Regions from separate parts of the Mus musculus genome. Here all the other regions are linked to region 1. Evidence: chromatin loops called from intact Hi-C (ENCODE). Cell type or tissue: heart. All regions are shown on one strand. Links, peaks and the distances in the headings refer to the core of each region. The heading gives the core; the rest is flanking DNA.

What was found. A loop is a pair of places that touch in the nucleus more often than their neighbours do. Peaks named below come from ENCODE experiments on the same cell type or tissue, not always from the same donor. Only the 100,000 strongest peaks of a DNase experiment are listed, where the experiment ranks them.
Region 2: a loop joins it to region 1, with 2.9 times the contacts of the local background. A loop is called at or near these places in 1 of 42 quality-filtered maps.
Region 3: it touches region 1 in a loop (2.0-fold over the local background); 1 of 42 quality-filtered maps calls a loop at or near these places.

What each region holds. Positions count from the first base shown.
Region 1 is chr5:122,498,862-122,504,345 of GRCm38, forward strand. It overlaps Atp2a2 (ATPase, Ca++ transporting, cardiac muscle, slow twitch 2), which reads right to left and starts at 3,364. Exons shown (of 20, transcript NM_001110140.3): 1 at 2,707-3,364; 2 at 2,070-2,087; 3 at 1,870-1,952. The coding sequence starts at 2,824. In heart, for the core only: CTCF peaks have their summits at 2,554 and 3,302; DNase peaks (open chromatin) are centred at 2,650 and 3,500; H3K4me3 peaks cover 2,500 bases; H3K27ac peaks cover 2,500 bases.
Region 2 is chr5:122,705,558-122,711,041 of GRCm38, forward strand. P2rx4 (purinergic receptor P2X, ligand-gated ion channel 4) reads left to right here and starts at 1,987. Exons shown (of 12, transcript NM_011026.3): 1 at 1,987-2,230. The coding sequence starts at 2,097. In heart, for the core only: a CTCF peak has its summit at 2,250; a DNase peak (open chromatin) is centred at 2,124; H3K4me3 peaks cover 1,713 bases; H3K27ac peaks cover 1,866 bases.
Region 3 is chr5:122,423,110-122,428,593 of GRCm38, forward strand. It overlaps Anapc7 (anaphase promoting complex subunit 7), which reads left to right. Exons shown (of 11, transcript NM_019805.4): 2 at 5,022-5,208. Among named protein-coding and RNA genes, the nearest start is that of Anapc7, 3.4 kb to the left of the region's middle. In heart, for the core only: a CTCF peak has its summit at 2,638 (motif pointing right); no DNase peak of the experiment used is centred there.

The DNA of each region.
Region 1 (5,484 bases), core at 1,769-4,268:
AACAAGAATTCCAAGTAGTTATTGAAAATGAACTTATATTTCAACTACCAACAGGCAATGTCTTCTCTATCACAAAAACTGTTAAGCACTTCAAATTTGAAAATTAGAATAAATTCCTAATTACTCCAAAGTAAAATTTATCTATAATCATTAATTCTGCTTGATAAAAAGTCAAACTGTCCACAAACAATTTGAAACCTTCTGAAATCCAATAGAAAATAACTTGGCACATATTTCACTTGTTCACTTCACATGTTCACTTGGCACATTTCTAAAACTGCTTCAAATAATATGAAAGGGACCAGTAAGAATGCATTTTGCCTACAGCTTGTATATATCATCTAGTTAATTTCTAATTCTAAGTCCTTGATGGCCTTAGTGAATGGCACCATTTAATGCGAAAGCAGAGACTTCCAGAATGATGTAGCCTGCATAAATACAAACCTTAAACAACCCCCACATATATAACTTATTTTAGCACATGGCAACACGCTCAAACTATAATCAACTCCATTTATCTTGTTTACAAATGAAACAACCACCTATTGGACAAAATTTTTAAAAATTAATCACAAAAAGATATTATATATAAGAAGTACAGAGTAAATAACTCAGCAGTATGCTGAATGGTCTCCTATGGGAATCTAATAAATTTTATTCAGTGAAAACCACAGGTGAAATTCTTACGAAATGAGCTAGCGAGTAAGGGGTACACAACACGTAGATGACAAACCAAAGTTTCAGGAGAAAATTCATGTATACAACTGCTCCTAAAAGTCCCCTTTGCTGCCAATTAACTATTATTTTAAAAATAGCTAAAAAATTAATCTTTCCTTTACCTGAATTCAGTAAGTTCTCTAAACAATCCTCTAAGCTAATGTTTTCATAGAGGCCATGACCACAGAACCCCTGGGTCAGACTTAAACGTGTGAATACATAATTGAAACCATACAGTTATCAGTTTTGTGAAACCTAAGACAAGTACTGTATGATTTTTCACTTCCTATCACAGTATAAGAATACAATGTTCTAAGAATAAAAATTGGCGTGTGTTATGAAGATTAAGAACATCTGCATACCATTATCACCATTTAAAAGAAACTATAAGGTCCACTGCCCAGGAAAAAAAAATCCTGGAGTAAAATGTTAATAACCTAGAACTACCCTTGCCGTCCCCATTAGCTTTTCTTAGGCAGGTCTCTCTCTGCATTTCTCTAGTTTCTTAGCAACCACACTGGCTCAAGCACATACAGAACAAGAAAGAAAGAAAGAAAAAAAAACAAACAAAAACCCCACCTTCACCTTTATTCCCTCTTTAATATTTAGAACCAAGAATACTGAACTTTGCTCTCTTACTCTAGGAATCACTCAAGACAGGGGTCCAGGTTAGATGCCACCCTAGAGGTCAGTGACCAAATTTGGTCAACAGTGGTGCCATCACTGCCGTCATCATTCTTGTCACTGTCAGGAACAACTGTCACCTTGCCACCACCAGGAAGGCAAAGCAACTGGAATATTCCTTTTGTACGATCTATTTACAGAGTGCCCAACATCATCGTAGTGTGATCTTACAACATGATAACAAATGGAAGAACCCCAACAGAAAAGGACTTAGAGTGAGGAACTTTCTGATACTAAAAACTGGTGAGACACAAGAATTCCAGAGACCCTGCGCAGTCAGGGGTCACCTCTCACTGCACTGTAACCTAAGCAAAACAGCTTCTATCATTTTCCCCCCTCTAATTCTTGAGTTATTTTGTTTGTTTGTTTTTAAACACGGAAACTCAATGGTAATTATTTATTTTCTGGTGTCCCAACGAAATTCTTTCAACTTTTATGGGGAGACAAAATAATTTTTTAAATACTTACGAAAGATATACATGCTGCCAGCAGTAAAATTCTAACTAGTAAGTCTTCAAACTGCTCAATCACAAGTTCCAGCAAGGTTTTTCCTGTTAGAAAAGGAAAGGAAAAAAAAAAAAAAAAAAAACAAACCATTTGTTTCAATTGTCCACATCAATCAGCCTGCACACATCATCTCTCCAAAATAACATGTTAATATTATTTACCTTCTTCAGCCGGCAATTCTAGAAGGCCGAAATTCGACAGCAACGTGTCAGGAGGAAAGCAGAAAGAAAAATGAAGATATTGTATTAGCGCTTTTATTAAAAACTGCTAAATTCACCACCATCGTTGTCTGAATGGCGGATATAGGTGTATGAACGTACAACAATCTGTCTCCACTTTGATACCCCGAGAAAATTATTCAGCCCTGGTAATCAGTGGCCTCGGAACTGCCCGTAAGCCCTCTCCGGCCTCCAGGACCATGCAGTCATTTCAGCTGGGTCATCACTTCTGCCAGATGTGCAACTTTGGGGAGCACAAGAAACGGTCCGAGGGTTTCTCAACAACATCGACGCCTCATAAATCCGCGGGGGACTCAGCCCAGCCGCAGGAACCTCCTCCCTCCTTCCCACTCCCTCTCCCCCCCCCCCAATCCGACTCGCTGAGCGCCGGCCGGGAAGGTCACCGGCTCGAGACCCCTAGAGGTCGGCGATGGCCCAGACCCGCGCGTGGACCGCCCGGCCTCTCGCAGCCGTCGGGCGCCGCGCCGAGCCAAGCCCCACGAGGTGGAGCCGGGTCAGCCATCTTCCTTGGCGCTCGGGCCCGCGCCGCGCCGCTGCAGCCCCGGCGCCCCGCACCTACCGTTGGAGCCCCATCTCTCCTTGAGCTTCTTGACCTGCTCCAAGCTCAGCCCCGTGCTCTCGTTGACCCCGAAGTGGCCCAGCACCTCCTCCACGGTCTTTGTGTGAGCGTTCTCCATGGCTGCGGGGGCCCCGGCCGGCCTCGCCTCGCGTCCCCGCGGCCTCCTCGCCTACCGCCTCGCACTCCGGCCGCGGGCTCGTGCCACCGCGGGCGCCCGGGCGCGGACAGCTGTCCCCTCCTTTTTCTTCTCCTCCTCCTCCTCCGCGGCGGCGGCGGCCGCTTCCGCCTGACCGGGGCGCTGAATCACCCGAGCCCCCTCCCCCAGAAACCGCCGCACGCGGCCCGGCCTCGCCGAGCCCGCCCGAGGGACTGCGAGCCTCCCGCCCCGCCGCGAGTGTGGGTCGCTTCAGCAGCTGCCAGCCGGCCGCGGGCAGCGCAGGCCCCGGGCGCTGCGCCGAGGAGACGGGGCGCAGATGAGGAGCGGCGCCGGGCCGAGCCCTCGGCGCCGGGAACCGCGAGGCAGGCGACGGGAGAGGAGCTGCGCGGCGCGCCGGCCCGAGCCCCTCAGCTCTGCACCCCCGACAGCGGCGGCGGAGGGAACTGCGGCGGAGGAGACGGGAGGTGGCGGCGTCGGGGACGGCTCCGCGGAGGCTGCTCTAATAGCATTTATCCGCCGCTGCCTCCCCTCTCGCCGCCGCCGCGGCATGTGGACGCCGCTCATTGGCCGAGAGAGCCCCCAGCGCGGCGCGGGCGGCGCGGCCCCGCCCCCTCCTCCGGCGCCCTCCCGCGCGCGCGCACCGCGCGCCCACGCCGCCAGCAGGCCCCGCCTCCTCCCGCGCGCCGCCCCCCAGGAACCCGGATCGAGGCCGCGCGCGGCGCCTGTGCGCGCGCACGGGGCCAGGGCCACCTCTGCGTCCACGCTGTGCTCGATGCGCTGCGGCCACCGGCGCGGGCGGAGGGTGAGCCTGACTTTTCCGGGGCCACGGCTTTTCCCGTATCGACCGCGCGCGGGGATAGAGCGCGGAGTTCACGGGTGGGCGCTCTGTGCTGGTTGCCCTGCCGCTGAGGTTGGGGACTGGCTGGGACCGCGCATTGGCAGGGAGGCTCGGGAACGCAGGGGGGCCGAGGCGCGCTCGCACTGGTGTCCTTGGCTTGCCTCCGCGTCCTGGGCAGCGCGAGCCGTGCTCTGCATCCTAATGTCTCCTTCAGAGCCCCCCTCAGCAACCAAGGGGAGGAATTCCGCAGTTCCCTTCCCACACAGCCAAAAGCGCTCATCTGTCGCCTCGGGAACACCGCATCCCACACCCCCAGCCGAAAGCCTCATCTCCATCGCACGCCAACACCAGCCCTTCCTTCCCCTGCGGGTTCTGTGCCCCGACAGGGAATCCCACTCTTGGGGGAGGAAGGAGGAAGTTTTATTTCGTTTTTAGTAGCTCACACAGCCTTTGACACACGTCTGCATAGAAGTCACAGGTTATGCTGTAGCAGCTATGCTAGGTGGCTTGGCTTTGGCTTCCAAATGATGGCTGCTATATAAGACTTCCACTTCCCCCAATGCGAGAGAAGGAGCCTTCAATCCCAAATCTATTCTTAAACCACAGATCATCTGTTGTTTCTGTGAGGTCTGTACAGAGCCTAGCATGCAAGGTAATTTTGCCAATATAAAGAGGCTATACGGAGCCCGCCTGTGATCCCACGAACAGAAGTGGAAGCCACGGGATCAAGAGTTCAAGGTCATGGACAGACACTGAAGGAGTTTAGGAGCAGTCTTCCACGTTGGACCTTGTCTAAAACATACAAAATAAATTTAAAAAGCAGAGGAATGTGGGAAGCCATACTTAACAGGGAGGAGGCCCTTTGCATTGAATTTGCAAATATCTTCACAAAATGCGGCTTCATGAAGGGCATAGATTGCAAAATAAAGCATTTCATCTTCTTGAGTGTTTAGCAACGCCACCCCCCCCCCCCAATCACTTGAGACGTCCCACAAGGCTCCGCCTCAAGACTTAAGATAGATTCCTTCAGCAGATGCAAATCATGGTGCTTTACCCGACTGAAAAAAAAAATCAAGTACGTCACTTCATTTAATTATTTCCAAGGAGTGGAGGCTGGCACGCAGTTCTGATTGATACTTGGAACAGGACCAACAGAACCCTACACGAAACAAACAAACAAAAATTCTAGTGTATAGCAATGCACTCCCTAGAAGCAAGGTGGAAACTGGTTAGGTCACAGCCTCTTCTGGAGGATCAGGTGACTGCCTGCGAGGTGGGGGGTGAGAGGGTGGGAGGGATGGAGAGCTGGTGGGTCTCCCTCCTAGCTGGATTCCAGTTCTGTCGTACCTACAGCAAGGGGCACTGAGAGTAGGAAGGTCATGACCTCTCTTAGTTTGTCTGTGATGCTCACTGGGTTTGGCTTTTGTTCTGTAGTCCCCTCCTTCAGGGGCTGGAGGTGCACCCTACAACACGGGTTCCCAGTTTTTCCCTCAGGCCATCTTCCTCCTTGTCCGGTCCCCTCCTGAAAGATGTTTGGTGGTTTTTTTTGTTTTGTTTTTCCAGAGCTGAGGACCGAACCCAGGGCCTTGAGCTTGCTAGGCAAGCTCTCTACCACTGAGCTAAATCCCCGAGTCCCCCCCACCCCCCGGAAAGATGCTTTATTATCTAAAGCAGCTCCCCTCCCCAGGATGCCTACTATCACATTATTCAAGGGTCTCTGCTGCCCTAGCACTTTTCTATGGAAAATACACTGTAGATTTTGTTTAGCTGCTCGGTGCCTGCC
Region 2 (5,484 bases), core at 1,050-3,549, 210 kb after region 1:
ACAACTCCAGTTCCACGAGATCCGGTGTCCTCTTGCACATATGCATGACACACGTCACATGCACACAAGTACCCATAATTAAAAATAAATCCTTTAAAGATGAATACATTTAAAAAAAATCAAGCCAGGCATGGTGGCGCACGCCTTTGATCCCAGCACTCTGGAGGCAGAGGCAGGCGGATTTCTGAGTTCGAGGCCAGCCTGGTCTACAGAGTGAGTTCCAGGACAGCCAGGGCTACACAGAGAAACCCTGTCTTGGGAAAAAAAAATCAAATAGGTATTACAAAATAAGAAGCAGTCAGGGCTGGAGATGTCACGCCAGAGCCTTTGTCCTGCGTGTGAGAAACTCAGGATGATGACCCAGTAAGACATAGAGAGTAGTGGTCAAGAAGAATTAAGGAAATATCACATGGCTTATATTTATTCTTTTGTCTCAGAATTTTCTCAAACAATGTACTAGGAGGGGGGCACGCACACGCTGGAGGACAATCGTGGGAGTTTGTTCTCTTTTTTTCCACCACTTATGTTCTAGGGATTAAACTCAGGTTGTCAAATTTGGCAGCATCTATCCTACTCACTGACTATAGACGGAAACAAGGTCTCACTCTATAGTTAGAACTAGGTATATAAACCAGGCTGGCTTTGAACTTGTGCCAATCCTCCCAGCTCTGCTTTCGGACTGCTGGGATAACAGGCATGTGCCACCACACCAGGCTGGCATGTTTTCCCACTAGGCCTTAGATTAAAACTCAAAATCATTCAAATCCCGTGATGAGTCGCTGGTAACAGGGCACTATGACTTGTGTATGAAGAGTTCTTCCCAAACCTTCATGTGTTGAAGGCTTCTTCCCTACGTGGGAGATAATGCTGAGAGGGGACTGGATGCTGAGAGACCTTAACATTGGGAGCTATGACATAACGGCAAATCTTATCTTAGCATTGGGAGGCGGTACAAAGGAGGTGAAGCCAGCTGGAATAACTAATTCCCTGGGACCTGGTGGTGGAAAGACACACCTTGTCCCCATGCCTTTCTGTAAGGTCCACCATGCTCTCTCAGATCCATGGAGCCAAGTGACCAGAAGCTGAAGCTAACTCAGATGAAATAAAAGATGCATGGAGCAGAAAATGAAAAGAACCGCGAGGAGTCTGATTAGAACCTCAAGCCTTGTGTATATTACCTGCTATATTTATACTGCACAGGGCTGAGATGCTCTCACTATGCTTGCTGGACAGTACCTGGTATAAGGGTACTTGGATGTATCTGTTACACTTAATATAAAACGCCTATTAAAAAAACTTCGGAAGGGAATGGATATATGTGACCTTAACAATGGTGTCTCCCCACGGGCTTGAATTTTTCCAATTCTCCCTAAGCTTGCGGTAAGCCATTCTCAATAGCAAGATGGCTACAGGGACCCCCCCCCACCCCCCAGGTGCTGGCTGTTGCCTCCTCTCAGGTGCAACTACGACAGTTATCTGACTAGGGGTAGGGACATGGATCGGCTTCAGGCCTAAGAGGGGTATATGGTGGCATTTGTGGCTGACTTCTGCAGACATCCTAGTACACCAGGTACTTATTCACCCACCCTATAGTTTCATAAAGCAGCACAGCGGGGCTCCCTCCACTACATCCAGATCAAGTTTGCCTCCTTCAGTCAGGGGACTGACTCTTCAGCACTCGGGTCCTCTAGGAATGTAACTCCTATCCAAGTTCCCCTGGCGCACGGCTCGTTATCCTATATCTGAACCGCAGAGCTGTCCTTTGCAACAGAACTCAACTGTCTGCCTTTCAATCCTAGGCCTGAGGGCGTCATTATCCTTGTCCCTCCGGGAGCTGACCTTGCTCCCTGCTCCAGAGGTAATTCGTCCCTTAGTGCTATACCACTCTTGCTTTTTAGATCGTCCCTTTGAGAGGGTCACGAGTTGGGGCGTCACCCTGGGGTGGCAGAGGGGGAGGAGACGCGCTCCTCAGGTCGCGCGCCGCCTATTTCCGGGCCGAGCTGCTGGGCGGGGCTGCTGCCCGGACCCGGTGGTGGTGGTGGCAGCGACAAGGCGACCCGCGGTGGCCACGACGCGGAGCAGCGGGCGGCGGAGCCATGGCAGGCTGCTGCTCCGTGCTCCGGGCTTTCCTGTTCGAGTACGACACGCCGCGCATCGTGCTCATCCGCAGCCGTAAAGTGGGGCTCATGAACCGCGTGGTGCAGCTGCTCATCCTGGCTTACGTCATTGGGTGAGCGGGCCTGGGGAGGGGCCGCGGCTGGGGGCAACCCAGACTGTCGGGACCTGGCAGCGCCCCCTTGCTCGCTCTCTGGGTCTGGGGCAATAGCTGAGCCGGCCAAGCCCCTCCTCCCCGAGTTCAAGGGGCGGCGACACGCCCTCGCCGGGCTCTAGCCAAGCCACCTGGAACCAGCTTGAACAGGACACTGGGGACTACTGGACGTCCTGGGAGCTAAGCCTCGTCTTAGCTAGACTGTCACCCCATCTTTCTCGCATCCTTCCCTCCCGACTTGCTTCATGCTGCGCCTTGGCTTGGTGGAGGGGCAGGGCAGGGAAGGCTTAACTCTGTGCGTCACGGACTTCTCTTCGGTTCCTTTTCAAACTCGGACAGAAACCAAGGCTTGTGGTTTTCATTCGGTACTTTCTGGGTCTGTGGTTTCTGTTACCTTAAGAAGCTTCTGATAACCCAGTACCCTTGAGATGTCACACTTCCCAAAAGTGTCCCAAGGTCACTTCCTTTGTTTTGTTGGATTGGTTGGGAATATGAGTACCCGCCTGATTTTGATTCTAAACTCTGCTCTTCATTACTGTTTATATATACCCTCCCATCACTAGGCGTTATGAAACGTTTAATTTTAATTGGATGCACCTGTAAGGCTGTAATACACCCCAGGAGAGATGGTGAACCTTACCTTGCCTCCTGGGCCCAATTTCAAGGTATTCGAGTGTCAACAGCTGCTAGCGTGACAGGTGGATCTGTTTTCTTACTAAAGGGCCTAAAGCACGGGTCCCCAAACAACACATTGGAGTCACTTAGGAATCCACAAAAAACACAGATAGATTGCCAATTCACAAACTGACTCAGAGCTGTAAGACCTCTGTGCCTGACCACACTCACCTGAGAAAGCTTTGTGTGGCCTTAGGTATATGAAATAGGTACACAGGTGGCTGGAGAGATGGCCCAGAGAGATGGTTAAGAATGCCTAAGATACAGCCTTTAATCCTAGCACTGGTGAGAGACAGGTAGGCAGATATCTATGAGTTCAAAGCCAGCCTGGTCTACATAGTTTCAGGACAACCAGAATTATTACAGTGTCCCAACTAAATAATAAATCAACAGGTCTCCTGCTTTGGTGTTAGGTCTGGAATCTGTTCAGACCGCCTAAGGGCATTCAAAAGAATGCAGAGGAGTTTCCGCTCACAAGGTTGTAGCTTCCACCATATGGAAGCGGTAGACACTAGATAAGACTCGCTGAAGCTGGAGGAGGCAGTAATCAGTATGTCTGCAATCCCAGTATTCATGGGGCTGAGGCAGAAGAATGCTCGCCTGAGCTATGTGAGCCCCTGTCTCCAAAAAACGTCCTCTTTAGCATGAGGCCTTGGAGTCATTCAGTCACCAGTACCTGAAAAACCCCTGGCCAGTATCTATTTTTTTTTTAAGATTTTTTTTTATTTTTATGTATATGAATACACTGTAGCTGTTCAGATGGTTGTGAGCCTTCATGTGGTTGTGGAGAATTGTATATAGGACCTCTGCTCGCTCCGGTCAACCCACTCCCTCAGTCTCTGACTGCTCCAGCCCAAAGATTTATTTATTATTTTTATTAAGTACCTGTAGCTGTCTTCAGACACACCAGAAGAGGGCGTCAGATCTCATTACAGGGGGTTGTGAGCCACCATGTGGTTGCTGGGATTTGAACTCAGTACCTTCGGAAGAGCAGTCAGTGCTCTTAATCGCTGAGCCATCTCTCCAGCCTGAGAGGCCAGTATCTAAATGCAGATTAGATTAAGTCTCTGGAGTGAATAATTCCAGTGCTCGGGATGGGCTCTCCAGTACTGAGCCCTGCTGCTAGCTCACTAAATAACTTGGATTGGAGTATCTGGAATCAGGGGCTCACCAGTAGCTTTGAGCTCTCGGCTTTTGTTTTCCTGGGATAATCTGTTCACCCATAAGATTCTGTGGCTGTTGTCATTGGAAGAGGGCCACATGCAGCCACTGAATGCTCAAGCTGTCTCAATTAAAATGCACTCAGACTAAAACAAAAACAACAAAAAAAACACACGAGGTTTTATATTTGATATAGTACACCAAAAAAGTAAAATTCCATATCAGTACTTTTTCCCCTGAGGTACCAAAGGCCTTCTGCATACCAGACAAGCTTTGTGCTATTGTTTGTTTAAATGTTGATTTTATTTTTGGGTATGTATCTGTGTATGAGTGCGGGAACATGCCACAGCACACAAGGATGCCAGGGGACACCTTTTAGAAGTCACTTCTCTCCTTCTATTGTGGGTTCCAGGGATGGAACTCGGGTTCTTAGACATATGTGGTGATCACTTTTACCCGCTGAAACCATCTCACCAGCAAGGAGGTTGTGGGGCTTGTGGGTAGGACAGGTTCATGTAGCCCAGGCTATCCTACTCAGTCTGTAACCAAGGATGACGAGACTGGACTCCCAATCCTGTCTCCACCTTCCAAGTGAGGGGATTACAGGTGTACACTACCAAGTCCAGTTCCAGTCTAATACTTTAGAAATTGATGATGTCTCAGGGTGGTGGTGGCACAAGTCTTTAATCCCAGTGCTCGGGAAGACAGAGGCAGGATCTCTGAGTTCCAGGACAGCCTGTTCTACAGAGTGAGTTTTGGGACAGTTGGGGCTACACAGAGAAATCCTGTCTCATCCCGTCCCCTATTCCACCCCCCCAATTTTTTTCCTATATTGGACCACATAAAATATGTCATTAGTTTTCCTGTTCCTTCTTTTTTTTTTTTTTTTTTAAAGACAAGATCTGTGATTATCTGGCCAGTAACTTCTGTAACCTAGGCTGGTCTTGAACTCAGAAATCTGCCTGCCTCTACCTCCCAAGTGCTGGGATTAAAGGCATGCGCCATCACTGCCCGGCCAAGTGCCGGGCTTTATAAGCACGCTTCATCACACCTGGCTTTTCTGTGTTAACTTCCTGATTTCATTACTCTTGGTGAAAGTGCAATCTCTTTGTGCGTGAGGGAATTCTGCGGAAAGACTTGCCCAGAATTCCCAGGGATCTTACTCATGTGATGAGGAAATAAGCCCATGATGATGGTGTCATCTCTCATTCCTGGATTCAGCAACTCGGTGCACTGGGTCATAAAACCCACAGTCTTTCTGCCCTCACCTCTCCATCATTAGCGCCCTGCAGAAGAGGGCTCGGTGGGAGAGAAACCATCTTTAGGATGGGCAGAGGATCGGGGATGGCTTATATCAAACAAACCCAGGAGGAAGTAAC
Region 3 (5,484 bases), core at 1,333-3,832, 76 kb before region 1:
ACCCTCCTGCCTACGCCTCCCAGAAGCTGGGGGGGGGGGGTTAACTGGTGTTTTACACCCCCACCATGCTCTCAGTGTGCGTGTGGACCTTGGGGATCGAACCAGGGATTTCAGGCGTGCTAGGCAAAACACTACCGATGGAGTGACAGTTCTATCTAGCCGGGTTTACTGCGTCTCAAAGGAAGCCCGGGACAGTTGTAGGCTTGAATTGCCTGTAAGGGCCTTGCTTAAAAATTTCCCCATCATTGCTCACTCTTCGACGTGGCTCCGCAAGTCAACCTAGTCATTCCTTTTCTCTAATTTCTCCTCCTGCCCGAGCGCTCTCAGAGCAAGCATTGGCACCGGTGGCTTCACTTTAGAACCGCTGCCTGAGCCGGGCAGTGGTGGCGCATGCCTTTAGTCCCAGCACTTGGGAGGCAGAGGCAGGCGGATTTCTGAGTTCGAGGCCAGCCTGGTGTACAGAGTGAGTTCCAGGACAGCCAGGGCTACACAGAGAAACCTTGTCTCAAAACAAAACAAAACAAAAAAAAATGCTAAGGAAATGTGTTTATTACAGGGAGGTCCAGTAGGTCGACCAAGATCACACCCTGGAGAACATAGAGGAGCGAGTGGATCTGTCTATGATTGGAGATAGTTTGTATTTCAGTCCACCACTGTCTAGTGCTTCCAAAGAACATTACAGTAGCCTTCTACTCCGTGCAGACATTTGCATTTGGCGTGGCTGAGGCTAGTCTAGTGAGACAGCCAAAGGGCTGTGAGGGGCCTGTAATTCAGTCACTACCCCCCACTCCAATTCATTAGTGTGCTTTGGACCGACTAGGCACACACATCATTTGGTCACCAGCTTCTTTTTTTTTTTTTTTTTAAAGATTTTATTTATTTATTTATTTTTATTTATTATATGTAAGTACACTGTAACTGTCTTCAGACACTCCAGAAGAGGGCATCAGATCTCATTACGGGTGGTTGTGAGCCACCATGTGGTTGCTGGGATTTGAACTTCGGACCTTCGGAAGAGCAGTCGGGTGCTCTTACCCACTGAGCCATCTCACCAGCCCGGTCACCAGCTTCTTAGTGTGACACGAGGGACACTGGTCTCTGTCAGCCTTCTGTGTTGATGTTGAGGACTTTTCCCCAGAATCTTAGTGGTGCTTCATAGCAAATGGTTTCCTGTGTTGGGGATAATGCCCTAATCTTTACTCTTGGGTCGGGACAACGTTCTAGCACTGTTTGAACGCTATAGAGCGTCCTCCTCTAGTTAGACTGAATTGGGCTAACCCATGCTTTTCCACGTTAGGTTAGATTGGCAAGTTCTTAGCTACAGGAAGCAGATAAGTTCTGACCTTCATCCTTTATGTTTTGATATTTGTTGAAGAGACAGTGTACACACTGTCCAAAAACAAAATAAGACTGATAACATAGTTCAGTGGTAGAATTCTTACCTAAAATGCCTTGCAGCTGGATCTAGCCTTTACAGTTACCTAAGATATCGCTCTGCCCGGGAAATGGTCATTGTGTACTGGCTGGTTTTGGGTGTCAACTTGACACAGGCTGGAGTTATCACAGAGAAAGGAGCTTCAGTTGAAGAAATGCCTCCATGAGATCCAGCTGTAAGGCATTTCCTCAATGAGTGATCAAGTGGGGGGGGCCTCTTGTGGGGTGGTACCATCTCTGGGCTGGTAGTCTTGGGTTCTATAAGAGAGCAGGCTGAGCAAGCCAGGGGAAGCAAGCCAGTAAAGAACATCCCTCCATGGCCTCTGCATCAGCTCCTGCTTCCTGACCTGCTTAAGTTCCAGTCCTGACTTCCTTGGTGATGAACCGCAGTGTGGAAGTGTAAGCCGAATAAACCCTTTCCTCCCCAACTTGCTTCTTGGTCATGATGTTTGTGCAGGAATAGAAACCCTGACTAAGACACACTGTAACATACTTGCCGAGCGAGTAGTGTCTCTGGAGTGATACATGAAAAGCAGTGCTCTCTGGAGAAGGATGGTGGTTGGGTCAGGTTCAAAACCGAGGAAGCAGTACTTTGCTTGCCTCTGTTTTTCCCACCTCACAGCTTCACTGTGTAGCCCTGGCCGTCCTGGAACTCAGAGATCCACTTGCCTCTGACTCCACAGTGTCGGAATTAAATGATGATTGAGCCAGCACACCGGTCTTCGTGAAGCTGAGGCTGACCTTGAACCCCTGATCCTCCTGCTCCTACCTTCAAGTTCTGAGATTATGGACTCCATCTATCCCATTTGACTTTTTTTTTTTTTTTTTTTTTTTTGGTTTTTCGAGACAGGGTTTCTCTGTGTAGCCCTGGGTGTCCTGGAACTCACTCTGTAGACCAGGCTGGCCTCAAACTCAGAAAACCACCTGCCTCTGCCCCCCCACCCCCCCACCCCCCCAGTGCTGGGATCAAAGGCGTGTGCCACCACGCCCGGCCCATTTGACTCTTTTGAATGATTTTGTTGTATGTACCTGTACACAGGTTCCTAAGTACACATACATAATAATACAGCTTATTTTTTAAGAAGGTACTATAGATTACCAAATGAAGTCACATTAGGGACTGACTGCGGGACTGACTGCTAATAGACTTGGAATTACTTTGGTTTTTATGTTTATGTGCCTGGTGCATTTGGAGGCCAGAAGAGGGCATCAGATTCCTTGGAGGTGTAAGCTGGAGTTACAAAGAGCTGTAAACTGCCCGATGTATGTGCTGGAATTTAGACTTGGATCCTCTGCAAAATTCCTGTGCTCTTAACTGCTGAGCCCCTCTAACTTCCCTTTTGAGAGAGGGTCATAACTCAGGCTGATGTTGGATTGATTATGTAGCCAAGCATAGCTTTTTCTTTTTTTTTTTAAAGATTTGTTATTTATTATATGTAAGTACACTGTAGCTGTCGTCAGACACCCCAGCAGAAGACATCAGATCTCATTACAGATGGTTGTGAGCCATCATGTGGTAGTTGGGAATTGAACTCAGGACCTCAGGAAGAGCAGTCAGAGCTCTTAACCTCTGAGCCATCTCTCCAGACCCCAAGGATAGCTTTCTGAATGCCTGGTCCTCCTACCTCTGCTTCCATATGCTAGGATTGCAGGAATATATGACCCTACCTGGTAGTGGTACCTAGTTGTTTGGTTTTTTAAAAAAATTGTCTCCCATTTTGTTTGTTTGAGACAGTGTCTATAGTCTTAACTGTTCTGGAACTGGCTACGTAGACCAAGTTGGCTTTGAACTCAAAGATCTTCCTGCTTCTGTCTCCCAAATCTCAGTGAATTAAAGATCTACACCACCACATATGGCTTCCCCTGTGTTTAAAATACTTGGGCCAGGCATGATGGCACACGCCTTTAATCCCAGCACTCAGAAGGCAGAGGCAGGTGGATCTCCGAGTTTGAGGCCAGCCTGGTCTATAGAGTGAGTTCCAGGACAGCCAGAGCTATACAGTAAGACCCTGACTCCAAACAAACAAACAAAGAAACAAGCAAAAAGCCCAAACAAAATAATAATAGCATGAAATAAGTACCTTTTTATAGACTTCCTTGTCTCAGTCTGTTCTTTACCTTTCAGAGGAAAATATATACCATTACTTAATTTGGGAAGGAGTGGGACTGGAGGTATAAACACAAGAGTGGTAACCAGGGTTGCCGATAAGCTGTGGGTGGACTGCTTACCTAACATGCAGAGACCTTGGCTTGGTACCCCATGCAGGACGGAAATAAAGCAGTGTCTCGGCATTAACCTTGCTTATAAGGACTATTGCATCTTTTTGAGGTTAGAGGTTGAAGTTCTGTGATAGGCTTGCCTAGCCTTTGTGAGGCTTTGGGCTCCATCGCGCACACACACACACACACACACACACACAGAGAGAGATAGAGAGAGAGCGCAGAGGACTGTTTGAAGCATGGGATTCCCACACAGTGACTTTAGACACCTGAGAGTCCAGGTGACAGTGTGCTTCTAGTGCTGGCAAGCTTGCTTTGTGTCTGTAGAATTGAACGAGCCTTTAGGGCCTGGGGAGATGAAATGGCGCCATAGTTAAGAGTGTTTGCTGCTCTTGAGGGGACTTGAATTTCTTAGCATGCATGTCAAGTTCCTAGGGGGGTGTGTGTCCAACCTTCTCTTCTGGGCAGCAGCGTGCACCTGTGCACATACGCATATAAATCACAGTAATGACTCTAAGATAGACTAATCCGTTATCACTCTGCCATTCTGGCTTTCCAATTGTGTTCTCTTACTGGCTTTTTTCTTTGGTATTTGAAGTTTGCAGGAGCCTGTTTTGTTGAGTTTCTCAATGAAATAATTCAGAGTGGTAAATTTTCTTTCTAGAGTCTCTAGCTTTTTTGTAATTATTGCTATCCTTTGGCAATATTATCCATAAAATTTGATGTTAACCTAAGATAATAGAGGTGTATGTAAAACAGTACTAAATTAAGAGGTCTTATTGAGTAGGCATAGCGGTCCATTCTGTGACCCATCACTTCCAAGGCAGAAGCAGGAAGATTGCTGTAAGTTCAGGGCTACCTGGACTACAGGTGAGCTGCTGTCTCAAAAAGCCAGAAAAGATGGAAGGATGTAAAAATGGGAAGGAAAGCCTGTGTTCTCCATTTGTTCATTGTATTGATTTATAGGTATCATTAGCTTCTGTAGTAAGAAAACACACATTGTACAAAACCACAATACAGTAAGATAGTGTTTTAGATGTTTTGGCCATATTTGCATGGTGTTCAAATGCTGTGCCTCTCATTAAGCCACTTAAATTTAAGGAATATTTTTTTTTCTTTTTGGTTTTTCGAGACAGGGTTTCTCTGGAACTCACTTTGTAGACCAGGCTGGCCTTGAACTCAGAAATCCGCCTGCCTCTGCCTCCTCAGTGCTGGGATTAAAGGTGTGCACCACCACGCCCGGCTGTATTCATGTTTTTTTGCAAGCTGGCGTGATAGAAGGTTTTTGTGGTAGGCTTAGGTACACCAAGGTGCTCTTTCTAATTTTCAAAATAACCCATGTAGGACTTGTTTCCTTTATGTTCTAGTGAGCTGTTTTCCCCGTCGCAGAAGTACCAGCTCTTGGTGTATCATGCAGACTCTCTGTTTCACGATAAGGAGTACCGCAATGCTGTGAGTAAGTACGCCATGGCTTTACAGCAGAAGAAAGCCTTAAGTAAGACTTCCAAAGTGCGGCCTTCCACTGGGAATTCTGCATCTACTCCACAGAGTCAGGTGAGTAAGAGCAGACTCAGTCACTCAGTCAGTCACTCAGTCAGTCATTTATTGTGTTTTTGGGGGGCAGAGTTTCTCTATGTAGCTTTGGCTGTCTTGGAAGTAGACCAGGCTAGCCTCAAATTCAGAGAGCCACGTGAAAGGGTGGCCACCACCGTCTGACGTGCCTGTGACTGTCTATGTGTATATATTTATTGATTTATTTATTTGGGTTTTTTTTTTATTTATTTACTTGTTAAAGGAAATGTACGTTATTTGTTTTATATATTTAAGTAC